Regions from separate parts of the Homo sapiens genome. Here region 1 is linked to region 2. A link is a loop called in an ENCODE intact Hi-C map of the cell type or tissue named here. Cell type or tissue: dorsolateral prefrontal cortex. All regions are shown on one strand. Links, peaks and the distances in the headings refer to the core of each region. The heading gives the core; the rest is flanking DNA. Region 1 overlaps TTC39C-AS1 (TTC39C antisense RNA 1). Region 2 overlaps TTC39C (tetratricopeptide repeat domain 39C).

Region 1 (16,445 bases), core at 5,463-13,462, 49 kb after region 2:
AAGCCCGGGTCCCAGGCTCGCTGCTGCCTCAAATCTCATCCGGTCCCAAAGCCAGCTGCCCTGCAGAGAGGAGCCTACCGGCACCGGGCACGTCTGTGGGAGGGCGAGGCTGGGAGAAAGTGAGAGGGGGACTGCGGGCGCGCGGGGCGGGCGCGCGGCGGGTCCCGGGAGGGAAAGGACAACGGAGCCGGGGGTAGGGGGTGGACGAGGAGATGTGGCAGAGGCGCATTCCCTCTGGCTGATCTTGCCAGGGAGGAGACCTGAGGACCGGAATCGGTGACCGACAGGAGGGGGAGGGGGCTCCCGGGGGCCGCAGGTCGAGGCGCGTGAGCCGGACACGAGGTGCGCGCTGCAGGGTTGGGGAATCGGGGACGCGTGGGTCACCTGTATTGTTTGAAAAGCTGGTCCGACTCCCTGAAGCCGTTGTTGAGCAGCATGTTGATGCCGGCCAGGGCCAGCTCCGCGTCCTGCAGGGGCGCCGCCGCCGCCGCTGCCGCGTCCGAGTCTCCGTCGTCCCGCCGCCGCGGCCGCTGCTGCTCCGAGCCGGCCATGGGCGTGCGAGGCCCTGCGCTGGGCCGAGGCGAGATCGGGAGCAGCTGCTGCGGCCCCGCGCGCGCCCGGAGCCCGGCTCTACCTGCCCGGAGCCAAGCGGAGCCGGGAGGGGAGGGGAGGGGAGGGGAGAAGACGGGAGGGAAGAGGAGGGAAGGACCGCGGAGGGAGGAGCCGCGGCCCGGCTGCGGCGCGGCGTGGGAGGTGGGCGTCCGGCCGCCGCCGCGGGGATTACTCAGCAGCACCCGCCCGCTCCTCTCGCGCCCTCCGAAGCACCCAACTCGCGCGGGCCCCGAAGCGGAATCCGTTTCCGGGTGTCTCTCACCCCGCCAAGCCGGTCCCCGAGCGGCGGCCGCCTCCACTTCCTGCAGCCCCCGCGCCCCGGCCCCTCCCGGGTCCCCAAGCCGCGCCTTCGCCCACCGCCCAGGACTGCTCGGACACACGCACGCGAGACCCGGAGACCCGAGCGCCCCACCCTCCCCCGAAGGGGCCGGACCCAGGAGTCGGGAGGAGGGCAAGGCGCGGAGGGAGAACGAGCGTGCGGATGTGGAAGGAAAGGGAAAGGGAAGGGGAACTCCGCCCGGGCCGCTATGCTAGCGCGCGGCGCTTTGTCCACGAGTAACTGAAACTCCACGAGTAACTGAAACCCCACGCAGCCCGCGCCCGCGACCCCAGACTTCATCCCGACCCTGGGGCCGCCCCCTAGGACCAGGGCAGCCAATTCCCGAGGAGGTGGGCGGCGGGGGCGGGGTCTCTGGCACCTGCCCCGCAGCTCCCCGGAGCCCCGCGCTGCGGGACTGCAAGGCAGAGCCCCTCGGATCCCGGTACCACCCACTCCAGCCCGCCACCAACATTTGCGCAGTGGGGCAGGAGGAGAAATGGAGGCCTATATGCCATGTGCCCAAATATTTAAAAGTTATAAATTCAGCTGCCAAAGTGTGTTCTATTCTCACACTGCCAATTATTCTTGCAAAGCTTTGGCGTTCATATGACCAAATGTCAGCAAAACATCAAAAGTGACTGAATTTAACCATTATCACAGAAGTCTCACTGTTCTGATGATGGGCTGGTGATATCTGGATGCCTAATATTCTAGAGACAAGCAATTCATAAATCATCTTTATGTTTTTTCCACAAATTTATTTTTCTCTAATTTAGCAAAATCCCTTAATGTAGTGTTGCAATCAAGATTATGCTCTAATGCCAAATTGGACAACCTTCCTTGAGTCGCTGTCGTTTTTAGAGTGTAGTTTATTAATTTCAACTTGAAGAAACTTTGCTGAAACATTTATAACAGAATTTTTTTTAAATGAAAGCAATCCTCAGGTTTAGAAATAACTCCTGAATTTTAAACATTATGTCATCCATTATCATGGGACCAATATAATAAGTTATTACAGAAAAATGCAAAATAATTTTGTCATGTAAGTTGCTTTTACTTATTTTGTAAATTGTACCATCCCTTATAAGAATATCTAAATCCATACAGGATTTTCAACTTTTATAAATAGAAATTTTAGAGTAATAAGAATTACTGCCACTCCTTAAGTGTCATGTGTAACTGTTGCAAAGCCATGCTAATTCTTGAGTACATCTGGAACCACAAACTGGAACACTGACAGAAGCAAGAAAATGGACGATTCACATCCTTGGGAAACAGTACGTTGTAATGCAGGAGTCACTGCATTCATGCTGTCTGAGAAGAAGGATTTGACAAGCTGACCTTTAAAAGAAAATCTAGGTTTTCTTGGATTTAACATAATGTTAGTCTCAAACATCAGCAGTGTCACCATCCTTCATGGCACTGAGAGGCTGTAACCTTTTGTTTTTAGGGCACTGAGCTAAAGATGAGAAGAAGCGTTCCCTGGAGCCTGCATGGCATCAATCATGAGAATGGATGTTGAGGGTTATGCACCCCACTGAGGCAGCACTGAATGCCAGATCCCAAGTTACAGAGGTGCTTGTATGTTTTTAAATAAATTTATGCGTGTGTGTGTGTGTGTGTGTGTGTGTGTGTGTGTGTTTTGATGGGCAGGGCCCTCAAACGCAGGTCTTAGGGACTGTACTGCTCATTGAGGCCCACATGAGGCCATTGGCATGGAGGGCTCCCCTGGCCACACACTGCCCGAGGTCACCCTGACAACATGCACTTACAGGCTGCTGGAACTTTGGATCTGTGGAACCATTTGCCCAGATCCCTGAAGCAGTCTAGTCAATAAGGGAGAGAAGCCAAGAGCAAAATATCAGACATAGGAGATAGCCTGCAGTCCCCCAACTGAGAAAGACAGCCAAGCACAGTCCTGTATGTCCCTATTACTGGGAAGAAAAAACAAGAATTTCAAGGAATTGATGACACTATGTTTATGAGTTATACTTGAGGCCCTGCAGCTGAGGATGTGGGGAGGGGTGAGCAAAGTCAGAGCACTCTTTGTGGGGCTAGTTCTGTCTCAAGAACCTCACACAGTCCGTTGTGCAGACAGGGAAATTTAATTGTTGAACAATTAAGGCAAGGACCACTGCAACCGCCCAGCACCCCACAATAGGCAGGGGAGGGGTGGCGTGGATAGAGGGATAACTCTACCATGTAATACACACCAGATATGTGCAAAATTGGATTTAACCAGGTACCAAAACAGTTACATTAGCATCATCATCATGAAGGGACATTTTAAAATATTTGCCCGTGGTGAGGGATACAAAAAGAGCCTCCAAATCCTGAAGGAAGAGAACACGTGGACTAGTAATACTTGTGGCAGCTGTAGTTGGCATTGACACCTGCCCCGGATTCACATTGCAAGGGAGAGTTAAGGCTGTGTTTTCTCCACTCGATAAAAATGTCAGGTTATAAAGGCAGATAGTGATATCTAAGAAGTCATGGTGCAAATTACCTACAAAAGGAAGGAAAATCTAGATTCCTAACACTCCAGGACACCATATACTTGACACTGTGAGATTCTCAGCACCTTCCTGCAAAACTAATGCAGTCTTCAGTGCACTTGACTTCAGCCAAATAGGATTTATCCGAGTGTTTCCTTTGGAAGTTGAGAGACAGAGAGAGTGGAAAAAAGGGAGAAAAAAAGAGAAAAAGAAAAGCCAGCGAGTGGTGGAAATAACCCACTTCCTTTCTGCAGTGGGTGTTGCCAGTATTTTGTGGTTCTTCATTTGATTTCACTGTGAAAATGAAACTTTAATTTCAAATGATCAGTAAAAGAAGGTAGATTTTAAAAAATAAGGTGTTGTGGTTGCAAATGACAGAAAAACCTGACCCAAACTGGCTCAGCAAAGCAAACATATTGATTGGTGTAGAGAAGTTTTACAAAATGAGGCTGTATCCCTGGCTTCAACACTAACCAGGACCCAGTTTCTCCTCTTGACCTCTTAGCTTTGCCACTTTGGTGTTTATTGGCTCTATTCTCAGACAGGGCCGCCTCTCCTGGTCCCAAAAGGTTTTTGGAAGCTCCCAGAGCTACATGCTTGCTGGCTACATCCAGCGGGAAGGCATTGCTTCTCTAACAGCTTAACTGAAATCCCCTAATTAAATCTCACTGGCTTTAATTGGCAAGATTGTAGTCAGGTGCCCATCTTTGCACCAATTAATGTGAGTAGGAGGGGCAGATCATGCTAATTGGATTATGCCAGTCAGGGTCTGCTCCAGGACCTGGATGGGTAGAACCTATTTCACCCAAACTACCTGGCTGGGAAATCCCAGATCTGTTAGGAAAAGAGAGGTAGGGAATGGATGTGAGAGCGACAATCAACAAACATACCCTACCCTTGTCTTCCTGAACATGTTTTGAATTTTTGGAATTACATTCGGTTTTTTTCTTGAGACAGGGTCTCACTCTTTACCCAGGCTGGAATGCAGGGGCGAGATCATGGCTCAATGCAGCCTTCACCTCCCAGGCTCAAGTGATCCCCCTACCTCAGCCTCCTGAGTAGCTGGAACTACAGGCACATGTCACCACACCCAGCTAATTTTCGTATGTTTTGTAGAGATAGGGTTTCGCTGTGTTGTCCAAGCTGGTCTCAAACTCCTGAGCTCAGGTGATCCGCCCACCTCGGCCTCTTAGAGTGCTGGGATTACAGGCATGAGCCACCCATGCCTGGCCTGGAATTATACTTTAAATGCATTCGAAGAATAAAGTACCACAAGAAAACCTTACTGTGTGTACTTTGGTTGTATTACATTTTTCAGTGATGCTAACAGTCATGCCTTTGTGCATCTTTTTGTAAATCCATATTATCCATCAAAATAAATACAGGTTCCCAAAATGTTTGGAATTCTAAGAAGGAGGAGAGTAGGGAAATTAATATCACTATTTTTATGTTGTGCTAGCTTTACCCATTCAGCTCTTCTACTGAAGGTGAAGTAAGATTTAATTAACTACCTTTAACTAGAAGGCAAATCAGGTCAAGGGTTGCTATGTAAAACCTATTAAATTGTTTAGCCTAAAGCTGCCTTCTTACGTATTTTAGCCTAAAGATTTCTCCGTACATAGTGAACTGTAGCCTAACTGGATGCATAAACAGACTGTAACAAACTCTTGTAACAAGTAGCGGAGTTTCAGCCAATCACAGCAGCCAACTGTTCAAACCGTAGCCAAATAAGGCAGACCCCGAGCTGTAAACAACCTGACTGTTTCTGTATCTCACTTCTGTTTTCTTTATGTCACTTACTTTCTTCTGTCCATAAATCCTCTCTGACGCATGACAGCGCCAGTTGCTCTGAATCTATTCTGATGGTGGAGTTGCCCAATTCTCCAATTGTTCTTTGTTCAATTAAACTCTGTTAATTTATCTAAAGTCTTTCTTTTAACAAACCATACAGCAAGTTCCTTCCTTTTCTGCTCATAGGTGGATCACTAACTTGCCTCTAAGGAAGGGAACATAGTTGTGGACCAGTGAGGTTCACCTGGCTGTTTTTGCAGTTGGATGTGTGTCTCTGAGAGGACACTCATGGCTGCCCTGGGAAACCACAGCAGTTACCATGGGCCAGGAAACCATCCCCCTTTGGGTTGGACGCCTCCTCACCTGCCTTTTCATAAACCACATAGCCACTGGAGTGCAGTAATGGTTTAGGCAGGTGTTTACTAGAGATCATTGTTCTGCTGCTGTAGAGAGTCAGGGACAAAACTGGGGAAGAAGGCATTGTCTCTCCTCCACCGCTTTCCTCCCCTGGGAAGCTTAAGCAGTGATCTCTCCTGCACTAGCCCTTGACTGGGGTGTGTCTTTGAGTGTGACTGCAGGTCTTCTGTTGGTCTTCAGATAGTTTCATTCTCTCTCCCCATTATGCCTCCCTTCCCTTTAACCCATCTCCTTCCTTTTCATTGATAGTCCCTGTTCCCTGGATCTACCATCCCTCCCTCTTCCTTAGAGATAATCAAGTTTTCCTCTCCTTTGGTCCCTCCTCATGACTTGCACATTTTGCAGCCTTGGGTGAATGTCCATTACTTCTCTTGTCTGTCTACTGACTTGTTCTGCAGAGGGAGAGGCCGTCTCTGGTTTCAAGACATGTGTCTACTGAGTCCCTGGAGAGGAAAGTAGATGAGTTCCAGTCCCATGGATAAGGGAAGTGTTAAATGGTAGCAGGTTCTATTCAGTGCCCTGGTGGGTTTTCTCTGGATTGTTTAACAGCAAAAAAAATCTTTCCACTAGAATTTTTTAAACTGGTATTTTAGGTTTGGAGGTACATGTCCAGGTTTGTTATAGAGGTAAACTCATGTCACAGGGGTTTGTTGTACAGATTATTTCATCACCCAGGTTCTAAGCCCAGTGACCAATAGTTATTTTTTATGATCCTCTCCTTTTTCCCAGCCTCTACCCTCAAGCAGACCCTGGCGTCTGTGGTTCCCCTCTTTGTGTCCATATGTTCTCATCATTTAGCTCTCACTTATAAGTGAGAACATGTGGTGTTTGGTTTTCTGCTCCTGTGTGAGTTTGCTAAGGATGATGTCCTCCAGCTCCATCCATGTCCCTGCAAAGGACATGATCTTATTCTTTTTTATGGTTGTGTGGTATTCCACGGTATATATGTGCCACATTTTCTTTATGTCATCTACAGTTGATGGGCATTTAGTTTGATTGCATGTCTTTGTTACTGTGAATAGTGCTGCAGTTGAATTATGTGTCTTTACGAAGACATGTGTACATGCGTCTTTATGACAGAACGATTTGTATTTCCCTGGTTATATACCCAATAATGGGAATGCTGGGTCGAATAGGAATTCTGTTTTTAGCTCTTTGAGGAATGGCCACACTGCGTTCCACAATGGTTGGACTAATTTACACTCCAACCAACAGTGGCACTATGACTAATTTCTATCTGGATTCCCCATTGTTATCTAAACAAGAAAGGTACTTTCCTTCTATTCACGTAACTTTACCTTGTTTCCTACTAAAAATCCTGGGCTTATGCTAAGGTAGTATTAATCTTTTCCTGCATAAACAGAAGGCAAATGGCATGTCCGAGCTCTTCTCTCCAATCAGTAGGCTTCTCCCCTGACTGCAGGAGGAAGAAGGAGATACCTTTTGGTTCATCTAACAAAGTATATGAATCTATTTTGGGTGGAAGCAGCAGCAGTATTGGCATTTGCTTCTCAGAGTGGATTTGTTTCCAAATCTTAAAGTGTAGTCAGATTCCCTCGGACATTCGAGAGCATGCAGTAGGTGTTCATGACCTGTTTGTAAGTTGAATGGTGAGGGTGAGCTACAGAGGGGATGAGTTGGACTCAGAGGGGAAAGGAGATTAGGCCAGGAGTCTAAATCGTGGGTTATGACTCTGGTCCTGCAATGCACTGACTTTGTGATTTGGGGCAATTTTACTTCATCTCTTTCAGCCTCAATTTCCCCATTTATAATATGAAGATAATCAGTACCTTCAAGGCAAGTAAATGAGATAGTGGGCACGTGAACATGCTTTGTTAATCTGTAATACCAAGATATTATTAGAACCTATACAATTTATTTTCAGATATTAAAGTCAGTGTGTCCTTCTGTTCACATATTTACTTGTCAACAGTATCTTGAAATTCCCAGCTAAAATAAAGTCTGTGCAATTAAATAACTAGTTGCATCATATAGAGATGATTAATTTAAACTGTTTCGAATATAAACAATACATGTTCACTATTGTTAATGCAGCATGAGGAAGAAGTACAGATTTTCTTCAGAATGTATAAAAATATAAAATAGTCTGGGTGAGGTGGCTCATGCCTGTAATCCCAGCACTTTGGGAGGCCGAGGTGGGTGGATCACCTGAGGTCAGAAGTTCCAGACCAGCCTGGCAAACATGGTGAAACCCTGTCTCTACTAAAAATACAAAAACTAGCCAGGCCTGGTGGCACCCATCTGTAATCCCAGTTTATCAGGAGGCTGAGGCAGGAGAATCGCTTGAACCCAGGAGGCAGAAGTTGCAGCGAGCCGAGATCATGCCACTGCACTCCAGCCTGGGCAACAGAGTGAGATTCCATCTCCAAAAATAAATAAATAAAGATAGTAAAAATATCTACATTTTAGAGTTCTTCATTTGGACCTGAATTATTTCTGCTTTAATAATCCCTAAGTATTATTTTGGACAAAGAAATAGATAATATTTGGTATGAAGAGTTTTAAAATGCACCTCTATGTTCTGTGTGTCCAACATGTTTTGCAGTCAGCTCTTGTTTACAAGGACATATGCATTGCTAATATAAAATAATTCCTTGTTGGTAAGTCACTTATGTTTTGCTCTGGGGTTACTTAGCAATCCGTGTGTCTCAACCCAGAACTCTGTGCCACGGAATTCCCCTAAAGTAACTTAAGGAACCTGTTGAAGAAAAAGTTTTCTATCTGCAAGTAATTCATAACAGGTATCTCCTTTATGCACAGCCTAGAGCTCATGAGCCTGATACTCTGGTTTTTCGTAGTATACTCACTGGGTGCTCCGACTGTGTCAGCAACAGGGGTAAGTGCTGGCAATATTTAGGCAAATATGACAAGGCCCCTGCCCTAGAGAAGCTCATCCTGATGAGACACGTAGCCAGATACACATTCATAGCACAATATGGTAAGTGTCATAGTAGACCTTGGTGCCAAGTTTGTCAGAATCCATTTATTCCTGGACTGATTTAACACTATCTCCCTAGATGATTATAACAAACTTATATCTTATGCATTGATAATTACTGATGTTTTTATTAATTTGTTCATTCTTTACACCTTTAGAGTTCAGATATGGGCCACAGTAGATCGCCTGTCTCACTAATTTACAGTTAATCCTTGGTTTTTTGATCGCCGTCTCCCCCCCACCCGCCCCCGCCCCGATAGCATTAACCAGTTTGTATTCCTCTGCTGGTCAATGAAGACAGATAATCACTGTTTTTGATTACTTTCACGTCCATCTTCAAAAGATGATCTACCCCAACCGAAGATACTTAAAACGATGTGAACAAATTTTTGAAGACAATTGCAGGAGGTAAATTAGAAAGATGAAAATAATACCTTAAAGAAAGCATCTGTAGTCTCCTAAGGTATGTAAAGGAGAAAATAACTGCTACAGTGTATAATATTGTTTATTTGTTTTTAAAAATTTGGGCTGAGCATGGTGGCTAATGCCTACACTTTGGGAGGCCACGGTGGGTGGATCACTTGAGCTCAGGAGTTTGAGACCAGCCTGAGCAACATAGCAAAACCCCAACTCTATAAAAAATACAAAAATTAGCTGGACGTGATGGTATACACCTGTAGTCCCAGCTCCTTGGGAGACTAAGGTGGGAGGATGGCTTGAGCCTAGGAGGTTGAGGCTGCAGTGAGCCATGATCGTGCCACTGTACTCCAGCCTGGGTGACAGAGCAAGACCCTGTCTCAAAAAAAAAAAAAAATATTCTGTAGGATAAGCTCACTTACCCTAAGGAAGGCACACACATACATTCTAAAAACTAATCTTGAAAATGTTCTAAATTAGATAGTGGTGATTGGTTGCATAACTCTGTAAATACACTGAAAACCACTGACTTGTATTTAGTTATTGGGTTTTTTGTTTTTTTTTTTTTGAGACAGGGTCTCACTCAGTCGGCCATGCTGGAGTACAGTGGTGCAATCATAGCTTATTGCAGCTTCAAACTCTTAGATTCAAGCCGTCCTCCAACCTTAGCCTCCTGACTGCAGGCTACACATCACTGCAGCTAATTTTTATTTTTAATTTTTTTTTTTTTTTAGAGACAGGGTCTCGCTTTGTTGCCCAGGCTGGTCTTAAACTCCTGGCCTCAAGAGATGCTCCCACTTCAGCCTCCCAAAGTATTGGGATTACCGGCATAAGCCTCCTTGCCTGGCCAGATTGTATACTTTAAATGGTGACTTTTGTGTATATAAATTATATGTCAATAAAGCTGTTAATTGAAAAAGAATTTTAATCATTTTAAACCACAGGGTGCAGAGCAGTGGGAGAAGGGAGTTAATGGCTTGAATCCTGTGCTTTTATATACCTGGGGCAAAAAAAATATTTTATTATGAAAAAAAATCTTATCTTTGAAGAGTGTCCAAAAATCTAGAATGACTGCTGGCTAGCATCACTACGTGCTGGGTGCTGGGTTAAGACTTTACAAATGTTGTTCCATTTAATTCTCAAAGTAACTCTGTAAGGTGGGCTTTATCCCAAGTTTAAAGATGTGAGGAGAAAGACAAGTTTAATAACTTTCCCAAGGCCATGAAGCAGGTAATGGTTACAGTGAGGTTTAAACATAGATCTCATTGCCCACAGTGGTTCAGTCTTAGTTGTTAACTTAAAATCTAGTACCTTCTGGAAACCTGACTGAGGGCATTCACACACACGCTTATGAATTTCATGGCATTAGTTCTTCCTGAAAGTCGTACCATTCCTTAGTTAGAAGGCATTTTGAAGGCATGAAAATACATTATCTCATATATGATCTAATTCAGCAAAATTAGGGTGCAGCCCAGGCATCTGCATTTTAGCAATAACCTCAGGTGAGTCTAATGTCAGCACATTTCAGAGCCCCTTATGAGAAAGAGTTGTCCAGATGGTAACTCCCAGAAAGCAGTGTGGCTATTCATCTTTGTGTACATTGCCTGATTTGTTACCCTTAGTATATGTTTGAGAAATATTGCACGAAAAATGAGTGAAAGCACAGTGGAATGCATGATTTTCATGGTAAATCATGCTCACATCCTTGCCTAGGAACAGTTGTATTATTATATTAAACTCAGAATAAAGGTGCATATTTTAACCTTAAAAACAAGAGCATTTCATGTGATGACTTTAAAAAATTCCATGTAGCAGCAATGTATACATCTGGAGTTGAAAGAAACACCACACAAGGGTAACCAGGTCAGAAGGAGACACGCCCACACTAAGGATGGAAGGAGGATGTGGACACTAAGAAATCACTTAATTCCTAACTCTTGACATTTATTTTTAAATGTGGTTATAAAAGAAGACTCAGAACATTTGGCTGTGTCATGGCTAAAAATACACATTTTTTCACTTCTCCTCACTCTCTTCACCCTACCACCTCCTCTGAGACAAAAACAGTAAAAACAAGGATATACTGTGAGATGATAAAGAGAAAATGAGAATGCTGCTGTCTATACCCACAGATAGGGAACTGGATGCTTAGATGCCACAGGGACTCATTTCTTCCTTCCCAAATCCAGGCCAAAGAACAACAGCTGGCTGGGCTCAGGAGCAATCTTACTTCCCTTACTGCTCCAGAAAGGTAACCACCTCTAGTAGCCTTGTTCCTCACTTCTGCCTCTGGAGTGGTGTTTGCCTCTGCACTGTGCTTGCTTGGGGAACTAAAATGGCCTTGTGTAAATAAAAAATGCTGGGTGTGGTGTGGTGGCTCACCCCTGTAATCCCAGTGCTCCGAGAGTCCAAGGCAGGGAGGATTGCTTGAGGCCAGGAGTTGGAGACTAGCCTGGGCAACATAGTGAGATCCTCATCTTTAGAAAAATTTTAAAAGCCTAGCCAGGTGTGGTGGTAGGCCCCTGTTGTTCTAGCTACTTGGGAAGCTAAGGCAAGAGGATCACTCAAGCCCAAAAGTTTGAGGCTGCAGTGAGGTATGATTGTATCACTGTACTCCAATCTGGGTGACAGAGTGAGACCTTGTCTCTTAAGAAAAGAAAAGCATTCATTTTTCATTTTGTTTTCCTCTGTTCAACTAAGTAACTCAAGCCATTTAAAAAAGTATTTGTCTTTAGAGAGCTTTTTTTTTTCATACAAGGGCCATAAAAATAGTCATAGGCACACCAGTGGTTCACTCAAAGAATGATAGATTCTGTAAACTGCAGGTTATCCCAGACGTCATCCAATATGACTTATGATTCATCAGAAACACCATCATATTTGACCTACGACAAGGACCAGTTCAGTTCAACAGGATCTTTTTTGAGGACCTACTATGTGCCAGCCACTGTATGCTAGCTGCTGTGGAAGACATAATTGAATAAAATACAACCCCTGAACCTGAGAATCTTCTAGTCTAGTGGGTGAGACAGACACACTGACAGATCTTTTAATGTAAGATGGTCATAAGATAGAGTTATACGCTGTGTGCTTTGGGAGCACAGAATAGGGGCATTAGTCCAGCTGGGGGTTCATGGAAGGCTTCCTGTGAGGGGTTTGATGACTGAGCTGACTCTGGACAAAAGAGGTAGGAAGTGGATTCCAGGCAGAGGAGCAATGGCATGGACAGGTGAGACTGCAGAAATCCTCAAACAGTGCAGTTGTTCTAGAGTATAGAGAGTGAGGCAGGAAGTGGCCAGAGACGAGGCAGGAGAGGTGGTCAGCCCTCAGGCACAAGGGCTCTCTGTGCCTTACCTGGAGCCTCTAGGCAAAGAGGAGCCAACGAGAACTTAGGACAGGGGAATGACATGGTCAGATTTGTGGGCAGATGGAAGATTTAATATGGATTTAAATTAATATGAATTTTAATTGAGTGTATAGACTAGAGACTTATGGAAGGCAATTGCAGAAGACCAGAGCACTTGTAAGTCCCACTGTGTGTGAAATTGTTAGTTCTCTTTCTGTTGCAAGTGACCAAACCCAGTGCAAACAGGCTTCAGTGGAAAAGGTACAGCCTGAGGGTGGATCTCAGGCATCTGCAGGGCTGGATACATACGTTCACTCAGTGACACCACGATTCTGCTTTTTTCTACAGTTTGGTTTTTTTCTCTCCTGCAGAGGGAGAGCAAGTTCTTCATTTTGTAGAACTGTCCTGCACATTGCAAGAGTCTAGCATTCCTGTCTCACAATGCCAAAAGCACCCCCCAAGCATTAGAACAACACAGAAATCCCCACACATTAAAAAAGGAAAAGATCCTGAGCACAGTACTAGCTCCCATCTTGCACGATCACTCTGGGCATTCAAGACTCCTCTTTGCCAAACTTCAGTTTTTTCCAACACCACCTGCCCTTAAAACATTAAATGGCTGCTGGTCAATTTGGTCTCCATTGACTCTGTGAGCAAGTAACCATCACTAGAGATCTCATCAAGTTAGAGTCTTTAAATCTGGATCCCACCCCACTTCTTTTAGTTGCTCTTTCCTCTTGGCATTGGTCTCCATGCTTGCCCATTTGTAGAGGAAGAGAGACCATCTCCCTCCAGTTTTCTAGATCCCCATTGGCAAGGATGATTCTGATGGTGCTGCTTGTGTCACCTGGGAATCCTAGAGCCAATCACTGGAGGATAGGATACTCTGATTGGCCACCCTGGGTCCTATGGGAAGGCACCAAGGAGGCTGACAGCCCCACAAGACCACACACAATGGGTGAGAAGTTGTCCAAAAAAAGACATGTGCGCAAACAACTTATGTCTGCCTCAGGGGATAAGTAAGCAACGACAAAACAGAATTACCCCCCGTCTCTACTAAAAATACAAAAAAAATTAGCCGGGCGTGGTGGCGGGCGCCTGTAGTCCCAGCTACTCGGGAGGCTGAGGCAGGAGAATGGCGTGAACCCGGGAGGCGGAGCTTGCAGTGAGCCGAGATTGCGCCACTGCACTCCCGCCTGGGCCACAGAGCGAGACTCCGTCTCAAAAAAAAAAAAAAAAAAAACAGAATTACCGTACACCTCACCCTCCCATGTTGCATTCTGTGGTTAATAAATTTAAAACCCCAAACTTCCTCTTACCTATTCCAATTTTCATGAACTTGGAAAATGACCTAGTTGAGTAGAACCCAAGAGTAATGCAGCAACACTTTGTGAAATGTTTACTTAGGACACCGATGGGAGGATGTGGTGGTGATGGAGGCAGAGCTGTGAAGAACTGAGAGGCTATTAGAAAACCGCGGTGGAACAGTGGCTGGGGAAAAGGTAAGAAAGTCAAGGGAAAGGGACAGTTGGCCTAATGGAAGAACATCAGTAAAGCAAAGACTCAAGGGGGAAGACAGAGGAGAGAAAGGAGATGGGAGAGACAGTGAAACTTTATACCAGACCAACCAGAAGGGTTGGTTTATCCCAGGAAAAATGAGAGAGCGAATATCTAGAATCAAGGAAGAGGTTAATTGATTAATTCCTAATATTTTTCACGGACCTTGGCTTAGGACATGAATCCAGTGACCTGAGGTCAGCAGTTTCTATCTGAACCCAAGCCAGGTTGACCTGGGGCCTGGGCAGGTAAGAACCCTGCTTTTCCAGATATTAAGTCTAACAGGAACACAGATAGAAGTAGACTAGAGCAGACCAGTGACCAAGATGAGGCTGGTAGAGGAACCTCTTGACTATCCAGAAGACCCCAAGCTGGCTTTCATGTGTTAAACTTCAGACAGGATAATCGAGTGAAGGCAAGGCAGCTGTGTAAAGGTTTAGCTCCAAATTTTCTTACATTTTACATAGGTTCTAGAATGACAGAATCTCAAAATTGGGTGGACACAGAAGCCATTGGATCAGAGATCTCAGATCTCTGATCCAACTCTGGGGAGGTCTGTTGACCTTGATCAAGTTGCTTAACATCTCTCAGCTTTGGTTTCGTTATTAATAAACACAAGTAACGACAGTCTCTGTTTACTTCACGAGATTACTGGGATAACCAGGTGACAGGACCCACACAATTTGGGGGGCCCTGTGCAAAATGAAAATGTGGGGTCCCTGGTTTAAAAAATCATGAAGAATTTTAAGATGACAACAGCAGGGCATTGAACCAAGTGCTGGGTGCTTCTGAGAACAGAGCGCTGTGTGACTGTGTGACTGCACAGGTCTCATGGCGGTGAAGACAGCCCTGCCAGGCAAGGTAATGTGCATCACAGTGCTTAGCAATCTGCAAAAGTTCAACAAATTGGTAAGGATTCTCTTTCTCTTTTCCCCCTTGGCTTCCAGGATTGTATTTGCTGGGGCTGCTATTAAAAAGTACCGTGAACTGAGTGGCTTAAACACCAGAAATTATTCTCTCACAGTTCTGGAGGACTAAAGTCCAAAATCAAGCTGTGGGCAGGGTGGGTTTCCCTGAGAGCTGCAAGTGAAGGATCTGTTCCAGGCCTCTCTCCTTGGCTGGTAGGTAGCCATCTTCTCTTTATGTCTCTTTACCTTGCCTTCCCTCTATACATTTCTCTATGTCCAATTTCTCCTTCTTATAAGGACTGCAGTTATATTGGATTAGGGCCCATGCTAATGACCTTGTTTTAATTTGATTACCTCTGTAAGACCCTATCTCCCTATAAGGGCACACTCCAAAGTGCTAGGGGTTAGGACTTCGACATAAGAATTTGGGGGTTGGGGGGAGCAGTTGACAAACATCAGAGCCCCTGTGCTCTTTGGAGGCATGCTGATGGTGTGAGGTCTCACTGGGAGGTGGTGATGTTAGGCTGTAGTAGGGAAAGTGTCCTGCCCCCATGGTAGTGGTGTTTGGGCCCCGGTTTCTGCTGCCTAGTTGGCAGCTCTCATTGCTTGCACTATAAGCCCACTCTTCAGTTTCTGAAAGCTCTCCCATGTACACCCAATAAATTCTTTTTTGGTTTAAGGAAGCTAAAGTAAGTTTTTGTGGCTTGCAAGTAAGAACCCTGACTGATACTCCGATACAACATTAGAATCAGGAAGGGAACTACTTGGACCTAAGTTTTGGGCCTCCCCACATTTGCTCAGCCCCATCTGCCTGCTGGGCCCTGGCTGCTTGCTCAGTGGGGAGCTCCAGCTTCCCAGTCTCACCTTCTCTCTGCCACTATCTGCAGATGCTGCTTCCCCACAGGGTGAGGGCTGAGAGCTGGGCTTAGGCATGGCTGCTACAATGCCCACCTTATGGGAGCCGTAGGCATTTGCAGCCCGGGCCCTAGCACAGGGCACCGGCTGTTCCCAGCACTTGCAGACTCAGATGAAGCTTCTTGCCCCCTGGCTAGGGACCTAGAAGATGGCTGCTTTGCCACTGTTTAAAAGGTAAATAGCCCAAAATGGGGGAGAGTTGAATCCACAGAGGACCCGCTTTGACCAGAGAGTCAGGAGATAAGCTCCTCTCTCTTCCTCCCCTGTGACGATTTCGAAGTGTGGTGGCTCCATATGGCCCATCCAGAGAGTCCTGCGTGGCTGTGACAGGTGTGGTTTCTGTGGCACCCTGGCCAGTTTGGTTCATATCACCCCACATTGACTCCCTTCCCCTCACCCTTCCAGCTCTGGGATAGAGCCTTATACCTTAAACTTGGCCTCAGGCTCTGATTTCTATGGAAACCCGGAAGGCTAGGAGCCTTGCAGGAAGGCTTAGGTTTCGAAGGTGGAAAGGGAAGAGAGGAAACCATTTCATCACACCCATATGTCCACAGCGCTCAACTTACCTGAGGCTCAAACACATAAACTGGCACAGACCAGAACTGTGAACAATGAAGCTGGGTATGTTACGAAAATATCAATTATGTCAGAGCCACACAGAGACCTGAGGCAGTCATCCAAGATGATTCAGGACAGAAGCTGGAAAACA
Region 2 (16,445 bases), core at 3,330-11,329:
GGAAAAGAAACCATAGCAACAACGCAAGGAAACCATTTTCCCTCCTTGAAGAACTGTCTGCATCCCCCACAGCACCCGGGTGCATCGGGCACGTGACAATGCACTGCAGGACGGGCGATCGTCCTCTCAGGCTGCACATCACTTGCTGTTAGAAGAGCTCGACCTAACATGGTTCACTTGGTCCTTGGTTTGTTTTCTTTTTAAACAGAGTCTCACTCTGTCACCCAGGCTGGAGTGCAATTGTGCAATCTTGGCTCACTGCAACATCCGCCTCCCAGGTTCCAGCCATTCTCCTGCCTCAGCCTCCCGAGTAGCTGGGATTACAGGCAGGCACCACCATGCCCAGCTAATTAATTGTATTTTTAATACAGACGGGGTTTCACTATATTGAGCAGGCTGGTCTCGAGCTCCTTCCTCAAGTGATCTGCCCTCCTTGGCCTCCCAAAGTGCTGGGATTACTGGTGTGAGCCACCACACCCAGCCCACGCTTTTTTTTTTTTTTTTTTTTTTTACTTATTTCAAGTGATCCTAAGTTAACTTACTGCATCTGCATCCTAATCAGTTGTGGACCATGCATGTGTCTCTACACAAAATGCATTCATTCCAGAGATCTGGAAATGTTCCCAAAGAGTACGAAGGTCATTGGTTCAAAACCAGTGCTATGGACGGGGAGGAAGAGGCTCCTAGCTCATTTCAATTACTCCTCATATTTGGAACCAACAAAGACCAAACAAGAGGGGAGTGGGAATGCTATGTGAAGGCTGAGTATAAGCATTAGAACCCAAATACAAACCTTTCTAACTACCAAAAGATACACAAAAAATGGAGTGAGTGAAATAAACCATAGTGAAAAACCTATTTTTTTAAAAAAAAAAAAAGAAGACTAAATATTTGCTGATATTGAAAAAACAATGGTAGGATAATCTATAACATTTTTTTCAAAATTGATACCTATAAGGTGAGGGAGGGGAATAGGGAAGAAGAAAAAAGGATGGAAATGAAGCTCCCTTTTATACATCTTGTTTTATAGATTTCATTTTGGAACCATGTAAAAATTATTCACAGTAATACTGAGTTAAATGTTAATAATGCAACCCCTAAAGTCAAAAGAAAGTGACTTAAATGTCCCTAAAAGCAAATCCAGTTGGTAATATAATACCAGAGCAGAACTAGTCCAAGAGACTTTACAACACAGTAATCTGACAGTACATCCCTATTGTGAAATACCCTTAAAAACTGACCCCAAAATGTGGCCAAAAGAAAAATCTTAACTATTTTCGTAATCATATTCTTATTGGACAAATGGGTACTGTTATGCTAAGGCTGCTGGGTCATAGTACGTGAGAAAGCAATCAGTTAAGTATGTCAGTGTTTGTTGGGACCCAGGACTTTGTGCATAGGAAAAAGGATGAAATAAACTTTTAAATCTTATAGTCCAGAATACAAACTGGAAGAATAAAAGCAAACTCACTGAATTTTTTATCTTTAAAAGAATACGGCCAGGCGCAGTGGCTCACGCCTGTAATCCTAGCACTTTGGGAGGCTGAGGCGGGCAGATCACCTGAGGTCAGGAGTTCGAGACCAGCCTGGCTAACATGGTGAAACCCCATCTCTACTAAAAATACAAAAATTAGCTGGGCATGCCTATAATCCCAGCTACCTGGGAGGCTGAGGCAGGAGAATCACTGGAACCTGAGTGGCAGAAGCTGCAGTGAGCCGAGATCGCGCCACTGCACTTCAGCCTGGGCGACAGAGAGAGACTACGTCTCAAAAAAAAAAAAAAAAAAAAAACAGAAACGCAAATCAAAACCACAATAAGGTACCGTCTCACACCAGTCAGAATGGTTATTATTAAAAAGTCAAAAAACAACAGATGCTGGCAAGGTTGTGGAGAAAAAGGAACACTCTTACACTGTTGGTGGGAGTATGAATTAGTTCAACCATTGTGGAAGACAGTGTGGCAATTCCTCAAAGACCTAGAGGCAGAAATACTATTTGATATGGTTTGGCTGTGTCCCCACCCAAATCTCACCTTGAATTGTAGCTCCCATAATTCCCAAGTGTTGTGGGAGGGAGCTGGTGGGAGATAATTGAATCATGGGGGGATGGTAATGAATAAGCCTCATGAGATCTGATTGTTTTATAAGGCATTTCCCCTTTCACCTGGCTCTCATTCTCTCTTTGCCTGCTGCCATGCAGGACATGACTTTGCTCCTCCTCTGCCTTCTGCCGTGATTGTGAGGCCTCCCCAGCCATGTGGAACTATGAGTTAATTAAAACTCTTTCCTTTATAAATTACCCAGTCTCAGTCTCAGGTATATCTTTATCAGCAGCGTGAAAACAAACTAATATACCATTCAACCCAGGAATCCTGTTACTGGGTATATACCCAAAAAACTATAAATTGTTCTAAAGACACATGCACATGTATGTTCACTGCAGCACTATTCACAATAGCAAAGACATGGAATCAACCGAAATGCCCATCAATGATAGACTGAATAAAGAAAATGTGGTATATGTATACCATTGAATACTATGCAACCATAAAAAGGAACAAGATCATGTCCTTTGCAAGGACACAGATAGAGCTGGAGGCCATTATCCTTAGCAAACTCATGCAGGAACAGAAAACCAAACACCGAATGTTCTGACCTATAAGTGGGAGCTAAGTGTTGAGAACATATGGACACATAGAGGGGAACAACAGACACGGAGGCCTACTTGACGATGGAGGGTGGGAGGAGGGAGGGGACTGGAAAAAATAAAAAATTAGTACTAGGCTTAATACCTGGGTGATGAAATAATCTGTACAACAAATCTCCATGACACAAGTTTTTCTATGTAACAAAACTGCACATGTACCTCTGAACTTAAAAGTTTTTTAAAAAATTAAACAAATTTATATGGAAAAGTAAATAATTTAGAATAGCCAAATCAAATCTGAAGAACAGCAACAAAGCTAGATGCTTACTTGAACAGACATCAAGACAATTAAAATTAAGAATTTCTTTTCAGTCATAAGAGATTGGAAAAAGCAAACCACAGACTGGGAGAAGATATTTGCAATACACATATCCAACTAAGAGCTCATCTTCAGGATACATTAAAAACTTCCAGGAATCAGTAAAAGACTGAAAACTTCCTAAAAAGATGGCCAAAATCTTAAATAGGCACTTCACAAATGAGGGTATCCAAAAGTCAGTAAACATATTAAAAAGTGCTGAAAATCATTAGTTATCAGGGAAATCCAAATTAAAACCAAAATGAGATACCACCATACTCATCAGGTTGTCAGGAAGGACTGACAATATCAAGCGTTAGTGAGATGTGGAGCAACTAGTTTTCTCCTACTTCGTTTATCAGTGTCTATTAAATCTAAACGTATGCCTACTCTAGTAACTTTTTTTATTATGAACTTGATAATTTTATTATTTATTCTAATGATTTTTTTTTTGAGACAGAGTCTCACTCTGACACCCAGGCTGCAGTGCAGTGGTCGGCTCACTGCAGCCTCCGCCTCCTGGGTTCAAGTGATTCTTGTGTCTCAGCCTCCCAAGTAGCTGGCACCTCAGGTTCATGCCACCACACCCGGCTAATTTTTGTATTTTTAGTAGAGATGGGGTTTCACCATGTCGACCATGCTGGTCTCAAACGCCAGACTTCAAGTGATCCACCTGCCTCTGCCTCCCAAAATGCTGGGATTACAGGCGTGAGCTATTGCGTCCAGCCTCTAATGAATTTAACAGTGGTTTAATTTTATGCACATATAGTTGTCATTAATTTTTTTAATTTTAGGTTCAGTGGTACATGTAAAGGTTTGCTATATAGGTAAATTGTGTGTCACAGATGTTTGGTGTACAAATGATTTCATCACCCAGGTAATAAGCATAGTACACAATAGGTAGTTTTTCGATCCTCACCCTCTTCCTACCCTCCACCCTCAAGTAGACCCTGCTGTCTGTTGGTCCCTTCTTTGTGTTCAAGTGCACTCAGTGTTTAGCTCCCACTTATAAGTGAGGACATGGAGTATTTGGTTTTCTGTTCCTGCATTGGTTTGCTTACACTAATGGCCTCCAGCCCCATCCATGTTCCTGCAAAGGACATGATCTCATTCTTTTTTATGGCTGCATAGTATTCCACAGTATATGTACCACATTTTCTTTATCCAGTCTCCAACTGATGGATATTTAGGTTGACTCTATGTCTTTGCTATTGTGAATAGTGCTGCAATGAACACACACATGCATGTGCCTTTATGGCAGAACAATTCATATTCATTAGGGTATATACCCAATCATGGGATTACTGGGTAAACCAGTAATTTTCACAACAGAAATGAATGATTATGTTCCCCCAAAAGACACATACACCATGTTAATAGCAGTGTTATTCATACTAGCCACAAAGTGGAAATAATTCAAGCATCCATCACGGTAGAACAGATCTAGTATTACAGCATATTCACTCAACGCAATAACATGAATTAATCTCATAAGCAATAACATTGAGTGAAAGAAGCTAGACACAAAAGAGTATATCCTAGATGAGTCCATGTATATGAAATCCAAAACCACTATTCACTTCTAATGTTCTAGTCTGAACAGTGGCTACCTCTGGGGGAATATCAATTTAAGAAGGAGCCCAAAGGAGGGCACTGCAGTGTTGAAAATGCCTGATAACTTTACCTGGATAGTAGTTACATTGATGTTTACACTGTGAAAGTTCTTTACTGTATGTAAGTTTTTCCTTATGACAAAGAGAAAAATATTAAAAAGAAAAACAATCAGATAAATGATCACTGATGACTATTTGATTATATTAATAAATTAGTATTCTTTTTTTCGGTGTGTAATGGTACTGTGGCTATATTTTAAAGGATTTTCTACTTTTTAGAGGGATGTACGAAAGTAATTACAGATAAAATGAGACATTGACTGGGATTTGTTTCAAAATAATTTGGGGCAAAGAGATTAAAAGGGAACAGAAGATAGATAAAGCAAGACTGGCCCTGACTTGATAATTATTGAAGCTGAGTGACAAGAACATCAGAATTCATTAAATGATTCTATGTACTTTTCAAGATGTATAAAATTTTCCAAAATAAAAAGTTAAAAAACAAGGCCAGGCATGATGGCTCACACCTATAATCCTAGCACTTCCGGAGGCTGAGGCAGGAGGATTGCTTGAGACTAGGAGTTCCAAACCAGCCTGGGCAACATAGTGAGACCCTGTCTCTAAAAAAAAAAATTACAGAACAAACATACATATGTTCTACAAAAGATAAGGTGTCTTTTGGAATCCTTTCATGAGAGGGCCTCTTATGTTCACTGCATTTGCTTTTTTAAAATGAACCATCAGTAATAAAACGGCTCTAAAATTTTCTCTCTGTATGAGTCACAACAGGTAGAAACCTGTTGTGAATGAAAGGAAGCAACTGATCCTCATTCTGATATTCGCCAACATTGCCTTGGAAATTTTTTTAAGGTCTCTCCAATATATTAAAAATTGGACTGATGATGATTTCCTGAAACACAGTGGAAGAGAATGTATATATTTGATTCTCAAAGGAACATTTCTCACTCAGGTAAGCAGGCATCACTACTGTAAAACAGTCCCTCACTGAGTATGTTTCTTTAAATGCAATTTTACTGCCCAAAGTAGTGAATAGCTGGAATTTTTTTGTCTTTCATTTTTCTGAAAATGTTCTAAACTTATTTAATGTTTAGTTCCTAGAATTTTCCAAAATACTTTTCTCCCCTTCAAATGTGTGGGGGGTTTCGACTCCTGGGGATTATAAACGAAGCACGGGGCCACCTGAATCTAATCAGCCCACAGCTGTCATCCACATCTTTCACTGCAGCCCTGAGACCTGAGATCTGAGGGTTGAAGAAAAAACTGCATGTACTCACCCCTGCTGCTCTTAATGGAAGCTCTGCTTTTCTGGGACTCATGCTGTTTAAAAATCACAGACCCAGGGGGCCACTGGAGTTAACTGTGTACAATTAGCAAAAAGGACAACACTGAATGCTTCTCTAATGCCTCAGACCTCGCCTTCAGAAACACAATTTTTGCCAAAAGGATAAGTGATATCCTCTGCTCTGCTTGTTATCATCAAAAATGGGTTTTAAGGAGACAAACTGGTTTGGTATTTCATCTTTCCTTCCGAAAGAAAAGTAAAACAATGCCAAGAAAAGAAAACTACATGCATGAAGCTGTTTGTTGCAACATTATCCAGAACAGAGAAAAACTGGGTTTTAATAGACCATTGGAAAAAAGCTTTATGACAGTGCATTTAGCAACAATTTCTTGGATATGACACCAAAAGCACAGGTAATGAAAGTATATAAATGGAACTACATCAAAATTTAAAACTTCTGTGCCTCACAGAACATAATCAGCAGAGTGAAAAGGCAACCAACCTATGGAACTGGAGAAAATATTTGCAAATCATATATCTGATAAGGGGTTAATATCCAGAATACATAGAGCTCCTACAACTCAGCAACAACAAAAAACGAACAATCTAATTAAAAACTGGGGAAAGAACTTGAATAGACATTTCTCCAAAGAAGATATACAAATGGCTATATAAGCACATGAACAGAAGCTCAACATCACTAATCACTAGGGAAATGCAAATCAAAGCCACAATGAGACACCACCTCACACCCACTAGGATAGCTACTATCAAAAATAAAACAAAATAAGTGTTAGAAAGGATGTGGAGAAACTGGAACCTTTGCATACCGTTGGTGGGAGTATAAGGTGGTGCAGCCACTATGGAAAACTATAGGCAGTTTCTGAAAAAATAGAATTACCATATGATCTAGCAATTCCACTTCTAGGCATATACACAAAAGAATTGAAAGCAGGGACTCAAACAGGTATCTGTACACCCACGTTCATACCAGCATTATTCACAACAGCTAAAAGATGGAAGCAACTCAAGTGCCCATAGACAGATGAATGGATAAACAAAATGTGATATACATACAGTGGAATACCATTCAGCCTTAAAAAAAAGAAAATTCTGATACATGTGGCAAAATGGATGAACCTTGTGGACATAATCCTAAGTGAAACAAGCCAGTCACAAAAAGATTAATACTGTATGATTCCACTTCTATGAAGTACCTATCATAGTCAAATTCATAGAGACAGAAAGCACAACAGTGGTTGTCAGGGGTTGGAGGTAGGGAAAGGAATGGGGAGCCATTCTTTAATGGACACAGAGTTGGAGTTTTGCAAGATGAAAAAGAGTTCTGCAGATTGGCTGCAAAACAATGCATATGTACTTAACATGACTGAACTGTAAACTTGAAAAATGGATAAGATGACACATTTTGTTATGTATATTTTACCACAAATTTAACAAATTAATTGAAAAAACTTTCTATAATAGAATAAATGACTCATAAATAACCAGATGGAATATCATCATGACCTAAAAATGTTTTTTGATAGAATTTAATGTGAAAACAAAAGTTCTGCCTACACTTTTCAACACATGCAGACAACAAAAAATGAAAAAAATTGTTGTGAAGGGCAAGAAGATCAAGGGGGTCTTCTTCAGTGCCAAGTGTGTGTACAGGGGGGAGTTGAACAGTCACGACTGAAACTGCTCTAATCATCATCTCTGTTTTCAAGCTGTCACCACAGATACTTCCTACATTTACACTCCTTTTAGAGAGAAAAATGCATCATTTAAGTTGATTTACTTGTTCTACATCCCTGTGGTTCGGTTGTGGCTTTGATACAATTTTCTCAACGGAATATATCATCCAGCCAACCAAACAGAATAATGGGGCGATTCAATACAAGACAGCCAAATCCTGCTTATGTGGGAATGAGTGATTCACTGAGTGGCAAGCTGAGGCCTCTCAGAGCCCAGCTGTGACCCAGAGCACCCTTAGCACAAGGCTGGCAGTGAACTGAACCCACAAGAAGTAGAGAACAGTCCTCACTTATATGAGGTTACTCCCCAAGACAGTCTTCTGCATTTTTTTCCAAAAACAAATGCGAGTGATTTGAGGATCACTTTTTATATTATCCATATAAGCAGTATAAATAAGATTTTTAATGCATCCCTTTCAAAATTTAAAAAAGGGGAGGAAAAGGCCACTTTTGCTCATTCTCTTATTTAAAAAGTTGTTTTTTCCTTTTTAATTGTGAAATCTCTCTACTTAGCTAACTCCTCCCCCACTGTGCCAAGAAAAATCAAAAAGGGTTTTATAATAAGGAGTCTGATAATCTGATGAGGGCTGACTTAAAAACTAAAAATATGTGCTTTGAACACGTAAAAGTCAGCACTAAATAAAGGCTTGAAATGTCCCAATTTCACAGGAGACCTGATGGTCTGAATGTAGCCCCCACATAGTCTGTACTTGTGGTTCCTGGGCTATCGGCTCATTTTTACTGTTCTATATCTCAAGTTCTCTAACTTGAATACACTGTGGCAACAATCAATGGATAAGATTAATTTATTGCTTCTGCAATGAGCTATGTTTTCCAAATTTGTTGAACTTACTTTGTAACACCATTCAGACACGGGAAACTATTATGGGAGCAACTTGGAGGCCTCAACCTTAATTCAAAGATGTTGCAGCAATCACAGAGAAAGGAATATCTGTTCAGCCAGTGCCACAGAACATAAAAGCTTTTATATCACTCACCAACTAAAGAGAAAGACTTGTCTCTACTCATATTACGACAGGAAGGAAGAACAGTGATGTCTTCAGCACCTTGTTCACGTGGCATTCATTCAATGGTTTATTAAACAGAGCATCTTCTATATGCAGAAAAGGGAAAGGTGTCTTGGAAGTGATAAATGGGAAACTCTACATCAAAGGTCTAAGAAAAGCAACCTATTCCCTCAGACGGTGGCCAAGGAAAATAAAATGGGAAATGGTTTATTCGAAGGGTTTTTCTTGACATGATTCATATTGTTATTAAGAATATTTTTCCAAAGGAAAATGTCTGATTTATTCTGAAAGCATCTTACTTTAAAAGTCCTCTCAATGCTTCCTTTATATATTACAGATAGCATCCTTAGAGATCTCATATATGATTCGACAGCATCTGTGGAATGTCCCTTTTTGAATCCTGCTACAAATCAGATTATAAAATAAAATTCATTACCTGTGATTCTCCTAAAAAGTTAAATCACTTCACAGTAATCCCAGTGGCTCTATCTCATTCATGAGGTCTCCTCCTCCCAACAGGCCTGAGAGACAGGTACAGTCACCCAGGTCCAATTCCATGCCCTGCACACTCCACTGCGCCACATCTTCTAAGGATCCATGATAAATTTCCAATTCTCAATGTTTTCCCATAGTACGTAGCTGACACTGAGCCTGCTCCTGGAAGGATTAAAACATCAACTCCTTCCAAGCCAAATAACTAGGAGGGTGAGTAAGAAATCACACCAAACAAAAACAATAAAATTCGGGATCATCGTCTAATAAATAATTTATAGTTTTCCAGTTTGTTCCTTGGCTCCACCAAAGTTATCTAAGAGAAAACTGTAAATTTTCTTTAAAAAAAGCAATAATTTTTTTTTTAAAGCAAGATATTTAATTTTAAAATCACCCATCTAAGTCATGACTGGATAATATTCCTCAGTTTAAAATGAATAAAAAGTGACCTTTTCTATACTTAGGGCTTTAGGAAAAATTCTAATGAATTTAGTTTTGTTCCACTCACTCATTCAAGACATGTTTGCTGAACACCAAGTACACAGCCGGCCCAGTGCTATGTGCTGGGGACACAAAGATGACCAAGAATACGCCCGCTCTTCAGAGAGCATACACGGTCCAGTTTGGCAACTAGAAAGTCCGAACAGCCCTTCTAATAAACAGTGACGCAAAGTGAGTAAATGGTGTTTACTCTGACTCACGTCATCATCCCTTGTCACCATATTTTTTGTGGACAAATGAGGGCCCCCTAACACCATATTTGATGAAATCTGAAAAAGGCTACTTGCCATCTTTGATCTTCTCTTCTCTAGTATTCTTTTTAAAGATACATGAATATGTCTCCAATCACTCTCTATATTTTAATTCTCTGCAGAGCATTTATTACTATTTGATATTTGTGTCATTATTTGTTTGTTTGAATAAATGGAAGTCCCCAAGAGTGGGGACCCCATCTCTGTTACATGCTGCTGTCCTGACCACCTAGGACAGAATCTGGAGTTTAACAGGTCCCCAGTACATGCCTGTTTAGTGAACCAACCAACCACGTCCTACAAAATTCATACTTCCCATTTCATCTGACGAACTGTCCTCACAGGGTCAAAAAATGACTAGATAGAAGACCTTCATCACCTGAACCTGTAAAACTGCTTTCACCAACAAAAGCACACGTGCTTATTTCCTTTACCAGAAGATAGCTGTGGGGAAATTCACGGAAAGACTTTATTTGCTTTTCAGACATGACTCAAACCATGACCTTTAGGGACCTTTTAATCTAAAGGACGGCATGCCTCTAAAACCACTGACCACCCCAGCCTTTAGTTTATGAGTGTTTGATTCACAAATGTTTGGAATAGGTCCAGTCTTCTGTTCAGACTCGTTTTTATCATGTGCCCACCCTTTTGGGGAGTATGGGAGTCTGTAGCCACCACCAGCTCACCCCAGATGTCCCTGCAGGTCAGGGGCACCTCAGGCCTGGAGGGGTACCTGTCCCCAGACAGCATGGCCCCTGTGTGTACAGCGATGTTTGCATTTACAGCCACTGCAGTTTCTGTTTATTTTTGTTAACTGCTTGTGATATGGCCTTGCATCTTATCAGCAAAAAGACTTCGTAATACGCTGGCTGGTGCTGAGAAGCCATGAAATTCACCAAGATCAGTGAAGCTGTTAGCCTGTAACAGGCAGGGGATGGGAAGACTTTTGGGGCCAGTCGACTCTGGGTTTCCTCCCCACGGAAGGGAAGAATAAGCAGGAGGCTGGACAGTCCATTCCTACAGCCTGAGGTAGTAATTATCTACAGGTAGATCATTAATGAGCCGCTCTCTAAGAGGTACCCTAAAAACAATAATAACCAGGCCCTTGACCCTTACTTCCTACGGACTATTGCTCTGACTGATGCGTTTCTAGCACACACGTACATGAAGAATGCATCTCCTGAGTATGGCAAAATATACTCAGTCATGAAAGTAATTTAAAATACAGACAAGTTCAACAACAAGATGACAAAAACAGAATTGCATTTTTTTTTTTTTTTCCTGAGATGGAGTTTTGCTCTTGTTGCCCAGGCTAGAGTGCAATGGCATGATCTCAGCTCACTGCAACTTTCGCATCCCGGGTTCAAGCAATTCTCCTGCCTCAACCTCCTGAATAGCTGGGATTACAAGGCACCCGCCACCACACCCAGCTAACTGTGTATTTTCAGTAGAGACAGGATTTCACTATGTAGGTCAGGCTGGTCTCGAACTCCTGACCTCAGGTGATCCACCCTCCTCAGCCTCCCAAAGGGCTGGGATTACAGGCATGAGCCACTGTGCCTGGCCCACTTTTTTTTTTTTTTTTTTTTTTTGAGACAGGGTCTTGCTTTGTCACCCAGACTGGAGTACAGTGGTACAATCTCAGCTCACTGCAGCCTTGACCTCCCGGGCTCAAGCCATCCTCCTACCTCCCAAGTAGTTGGGACTACAGGCATGGGTCATCATGCCTGGCTAATTTCTGTATTTTTAGTAGAGACAGGATTCCGTCGTGTTGTCCAAGCTGGCCTTGAACTCCTGACCTCAAGTGATCTGCCTGCCTTGGCCTCCCAAAGTGTTGGGATTACAGGCATGAGCCACTGCACCAGGCCACATTTCACTTTTTAGCCTCTCTCTGGTGTCTAGCAAAGGAAAGGCAAGCAATGCAGGGGTGTCCCTTAGAACCTAGGAGTTTTAAGCAGGACAAATTATGAGAACAATGAGAAAGGAGAAATGGTGAACAGGACAGGGGATACGAGTGCCTGACCAGGCATTGGCGACTGGGGGCTGGCAGCCACAACCCTCTCAGAGCCCCAAATGGTGTCCAGGCACCAGCCAGCCAGGCCTGGGAAGAAGGAGGGGAGAAAAGAGAGAGAAAGCCAAATGAAGGCCAAGGAAAACGGTCAGACCCTGAGTCCTCCATCTTTTAATTGCCAAATGCTTTCTTGAGTTAGGACTACCCAGTCTAATTAATACGACAGACTATTTAGTAAGAGGATATTTAAGAGAGAAAGTAGCAACATAAAAATTAAGTTTGTCTTCAGATAACAATAGGGAAAATAGGAAATGTTTCCATTCCGTGTTTCCATTTATTTCCTTTCCAGTTATTACTTTAATCCTATACATTTCCCAAAACAAAATAAAAATGTTGGGGCTTGGGTGTGAGGGTTCCCGCCTGGGCCACTGACCTCCTGCCTCTCTCCTCAATGGTTCCTGCTCGGCCTCTAGCCTAGGTCCAAAGGGTGCTGGTTCCAGACCACTCTTCCTGGTCCCTCGGGTCGGGCTGGATCCCTCCTCTGGGCTCTCAAGATCCTCAGCCTTCACCCTTCAGAACACAACTCACACCCGCACAGTGCCTACCCAGCACAGGGTTCAGCACCCAGAATGCCCTCAATGGGTACTTGATGAATAAGCAAATGAATGAGTGAATGAGTGAGTGAGGGAACAGCCTGAGAAGCAAATGAACAGAAAACTATCTATGCTGAGCTATTTCAGGTGGCTATGAGATAGGTGAAATTGTTCCCATTTCTTTCCATGTTACAGAGCTGGCTGACTGAGTGAACAAACTCACTAACATAGTGCCTGGCATGTAGTAGGTACAATGTAACTATTTATTGAATGAAGTTAATAAATAATGAATTGGTCTAAATAAACAAAAATCTTTTCCACGCCTACGAAGTTACTCCTGAAAACAGGATTAATATTTGAGTAGTCTCTGGAACATACAAAATGTTTTGAGTGATTTCCTGCCTTTACCGTTGGCTCTCTTTAAAACATTATTTTACAAATATAGTTCTTGAATTGTCCACCTGTAGAATGCTGAAAAGTACTAAAGGTGGCATTATAAAGGCCACTTCTTATAAGAGCTAGGAGTCCTATCATAATTATAAAATTTTCTCTTGAGTTGGCCAACGCGTCTTAAGAACCACATAATCATGTATTGACATATTCATTCCATAACTGTATTGTTAAATTTTACCAATTTAAAAAGTAAATACAGTGTTTCAAAGAATATATTTCTACAATGGAAAATAACAAATCTATTTTTCTACCTACACACTGATTGCCAACCTCAGCCTAAAAATAACTTCTAGTCTTTGAAAAGCCCACTTAAGAAAAACAACCTCAAAACAGCAATCGCTGCTACTTCCTATGAAAACGTTACCTTAAAAGGTAAATATAGCACTTATAATTTTTTAATGAACAGGAGCAGAGTGCACAAAAAGAAAGCAATATTTTCTCAAAGCTATATAAAACTAATTCTATTTCAGAAGAATAGAGATAGGAAAAAAAAAGTTACATGTTTTAACCAAAAATATACATTTATCTCAAATACTTACCATGTCCTTCTTTCAAAATTTCAAATCAGAATAGTAAAGGCCTTTAATTTCCTACTCATACAGGCATAACTGGCCCCTGCCTTCAGGCTATGGGCAGCCTTGCATAAATGCAAAAAAAGGCAGGGCATAAAAACACCTCATTTATTTAAAGAAGTCAGAAATAGGGTATTTAAAATTTAAATTTTAACAAAATCAGTTCATTCTCACGAGTCCTTAACTGCTTATGCAATTATATATTAGTGTCCTATAGTTTATCAAGTATTTCAAAATGGCAAAACTTCATAGCACATTTTGGAAGGCACACACGTGTATGCGTTTTCCAAATTCGCTGGTTTATTAGTCTCACGCAAATTATTAAACTATAAATGCTATTTTTAAATTTCCATTCTAGTAGAGGCACTATTAGACCACAAAAATCATACATATAATAGATAAAACCTACGTATAACAGGCTCTGTTTTAATAACAGAATGCATTTTTGCCATATTAAAGCAACTGTGATTATATTTGAGAAAGCTATACTACAAATAAACATGCCATGTATAAAATAAACATGGCTAAATGAATAAGACAGTGTTCCTTCTTTCATATACTTTTTTAATGTTTAATTTTTAATTTTTATGAGTACATAGGTGTATATATTTATGGGGCACACAAAATGTTTCGATACAGGCATACAATGTGTAATACTCACATCAGGTTCATATATTTTTGTTATCTCCTCTACGGAACTGTCTTCAATACAGAGCTGTTATATTTTATAATGATCTGTTATGACTTCAAATATTAGCAGTAAGAGATACTTCCTTCTTCAAAAGTTTTATTAAAGTATCAAAGTAAGCTATATATAAGTAAAGGTCAGTTTGGTTGGTTTTGCTGTTGTTACAAGCATAGGTTTTCCTCTCTGTATGTCATCTGCTTTCCTGCTACCAAAAAGAAATAAAGGGAGGGAGGAAGGCAGACAGAAAGGGAAGGAAGGAGGAAAAAAGAAAGGGAGGGAGAAAAGGAAAGAAAGAAACACTATACAATAGTCTAAGAATGACATCTTATGATTTTTGAGAAGAAGTGCTATTAAATACACATTAAAGTTGAATAACTGGGTTGTATAACCATAAAACCCCCACAGTTTATGAAGAATTCTGATATTAAGAAATATATATCAATGTTGGCCATGCACGGTGGCTCATGTCTGTAATCCCAGCACCTTGGGAGGCTGAGGCGGGTGGATCACTTGAGGCCAGGAGTTCGAGATCAGCCTGGCCAACATGGTGAAACCCGTTTCTACCAAAAATACAAAAATTAGCCAGATGTGGTGGCAGGCACCTATAATCCCAGCTACTTGGGAGGCTGAGGCAGGAGAATCGCTTGACCCCATGAGGCAGAGGTTGCAGTAAGCGGAGATCGCGCCACTGCACTCCAGCCTGTGTGACCGAGTGAGACTCCATCTCAAAAAAAGAAAAAAAAAGAAATATATATCAATGTAAATGTATATCTTCTTAAGAAACTGCAAACTGTACTAAAGTTCTGAGCAGGGCAGAATATGAATGTCATGCTAACATTCTATGTACTACAGAGCTGATATTTAGGGAAAGTTAAGTATTTCAGTAACAAAAGTCAATTAAATTAAGTGAAACAAAAGTCATTATTTGAAGCAAAAATAAAATACGTTTAAATGTATTTTTTCTGTGGAAGCATGAAAAAAGCATATTGCTTTGCCTATATGCATTCAAATATACAATATAATATTTACAGTGAGTGGTGGGAATGAAAATTGGTGCAAATCTTTTGGAAAGTTCTCTACATTTCAAGAGACTTAAAAATGTTTCTAAGAATCTATCCTAAGAAGAATATAGAAAAAATTTCTATGCAAAAACATTCATAGTAGTATGATATGCAGTATTGAGAAACAAGAATAACTAGAATATTGAGGAATACAGACTGTTAGCCAAATTAAACATATTCACCTAGCAAAATATTATTTTGTAACAAAAAGTCATAACTAAGGTAATGCTTACTCTGGTGTGCTGGAAAAAGCACAGGCTCTAGAAAACGCTACCAAGTTAAAATCTCAAGTTGATCCTGGACTAAATCTATGACTATTAGCAAGATAGACAAACTCTCAACTTGCATTTCCTCATGTGAAAATGTGATGTAATTATACTGCCTTATGTGGATATAATCAGTAAACAAGAAAAGTATCCCAAATGTCTAGTCTGAAGCTCGGCACATACAATAAACTAGTTACTGTATCATGATGATAAATGGAAAAGGCAGGATACAAGTAAGAAGTGTAGTAGGACAAACTATGTAAAAATATTCACAGGCTGGGCACGGTGGCTCATGCCTGTAATCCCAGCACTTTGGGAGGCCAAGGCAGGTGGATCACGAGGTCAGGAGATCAAGACCTTCCTGGCTAACACAGTGAAACCCCATCTCTACTAAAAATACAAAAAATTAGCTGGGTGTGGTGGCGGGCGCCTGTAGTCCCAGCTACTCGGGAGGCTGAGACAGGAGAATGGCGTGAACCCAGGAGGCGGAGCTTGCAGTGAGCAGAGATTGTGCCGTCGCACTCCAGCCTGGGTGACAGAGCAAGTCTCCGTCTCAAAAAAAAAAAAAAAAAAAAAAAAAAAAATATATATATATATATATATATATATATATATATATTTTCACAGAAGGAAGTACCCTAAAATGTTATCTGTAAGTAGTGGGAGTAAAGGGTGATTTTTCTATATATGTATTTTTCTTTCCTTCTACTTTATCAATGAATAAGCATTTATCTTTATAATTTAAAGTTTTTATTTGATCAACATAAGGCATAGTTTTAAAATGTGCACACAGAAGAAGTAATTTAAAACACCAATATATAATTAAATTTCATCTATTTACTTGTACAAAAT

The links. Hi-C counts contacts between places; a loop is a spot of excess contacts. Peaks named below come from ENCODE experiments on the same cell type or tissue, not always from the same donor. Only the 100,000 strongest peaks of a DNase experiment are listed, where the experiment ranks them.
Region 1: it touches region 2 in a loop (2.0-fold over the local background); 16 of 110 quality-filtered maps call a loop at or near these places.

The regions. Positions count from the first base shown.
Region 1 is chr18:23,998,978-24,015,422 of GRCh38, reverse strand. It overlaps TTC39C-AS1 (TTC39C antisense RNA 1), which reads left to right. Exons shown (of 6, transcript NR_110796.1): 1 at 1-119; 2 at 2,382-2,506; 3 at 8,937-9,056; 4 at 13,764-13,858; 5 at 14,861-15,034. It overlaps TTC39C (tetratricopeptide repeat domain 39C), which reads right to left and starts at 669. Exons shown (of 14, transcript NM_001135993.2): 1 at 385-669. The coding sequence starts at 551. RefSeq lists silencers at 253-432, 513-1,432 and an enhancer at 5,294-5,423. In dorsolateral prefrontal cortex, for the core only: no CTCF peak of the experiment used is centred there; no DNase peak of the experiment used is centred there; H3K27ac peaks cover 1,179 bases.
Region 2 is chr18:24,045,660-24,062,104 of GRCh38, reverse strand. The region is part of intron 1 of TTC39C (tetratricopeptide repeat domain 39C); the gene reads right to left. Among named protein-coding and RNA genes, the nearest start is that of TTC39C-AS1, 38 kb to the right of the region's middle. In dorsolateral prefrontal cortex, for the core only: no CTCF peak of the experiment used is centred there; no DNase peak of the experiment used is centred there.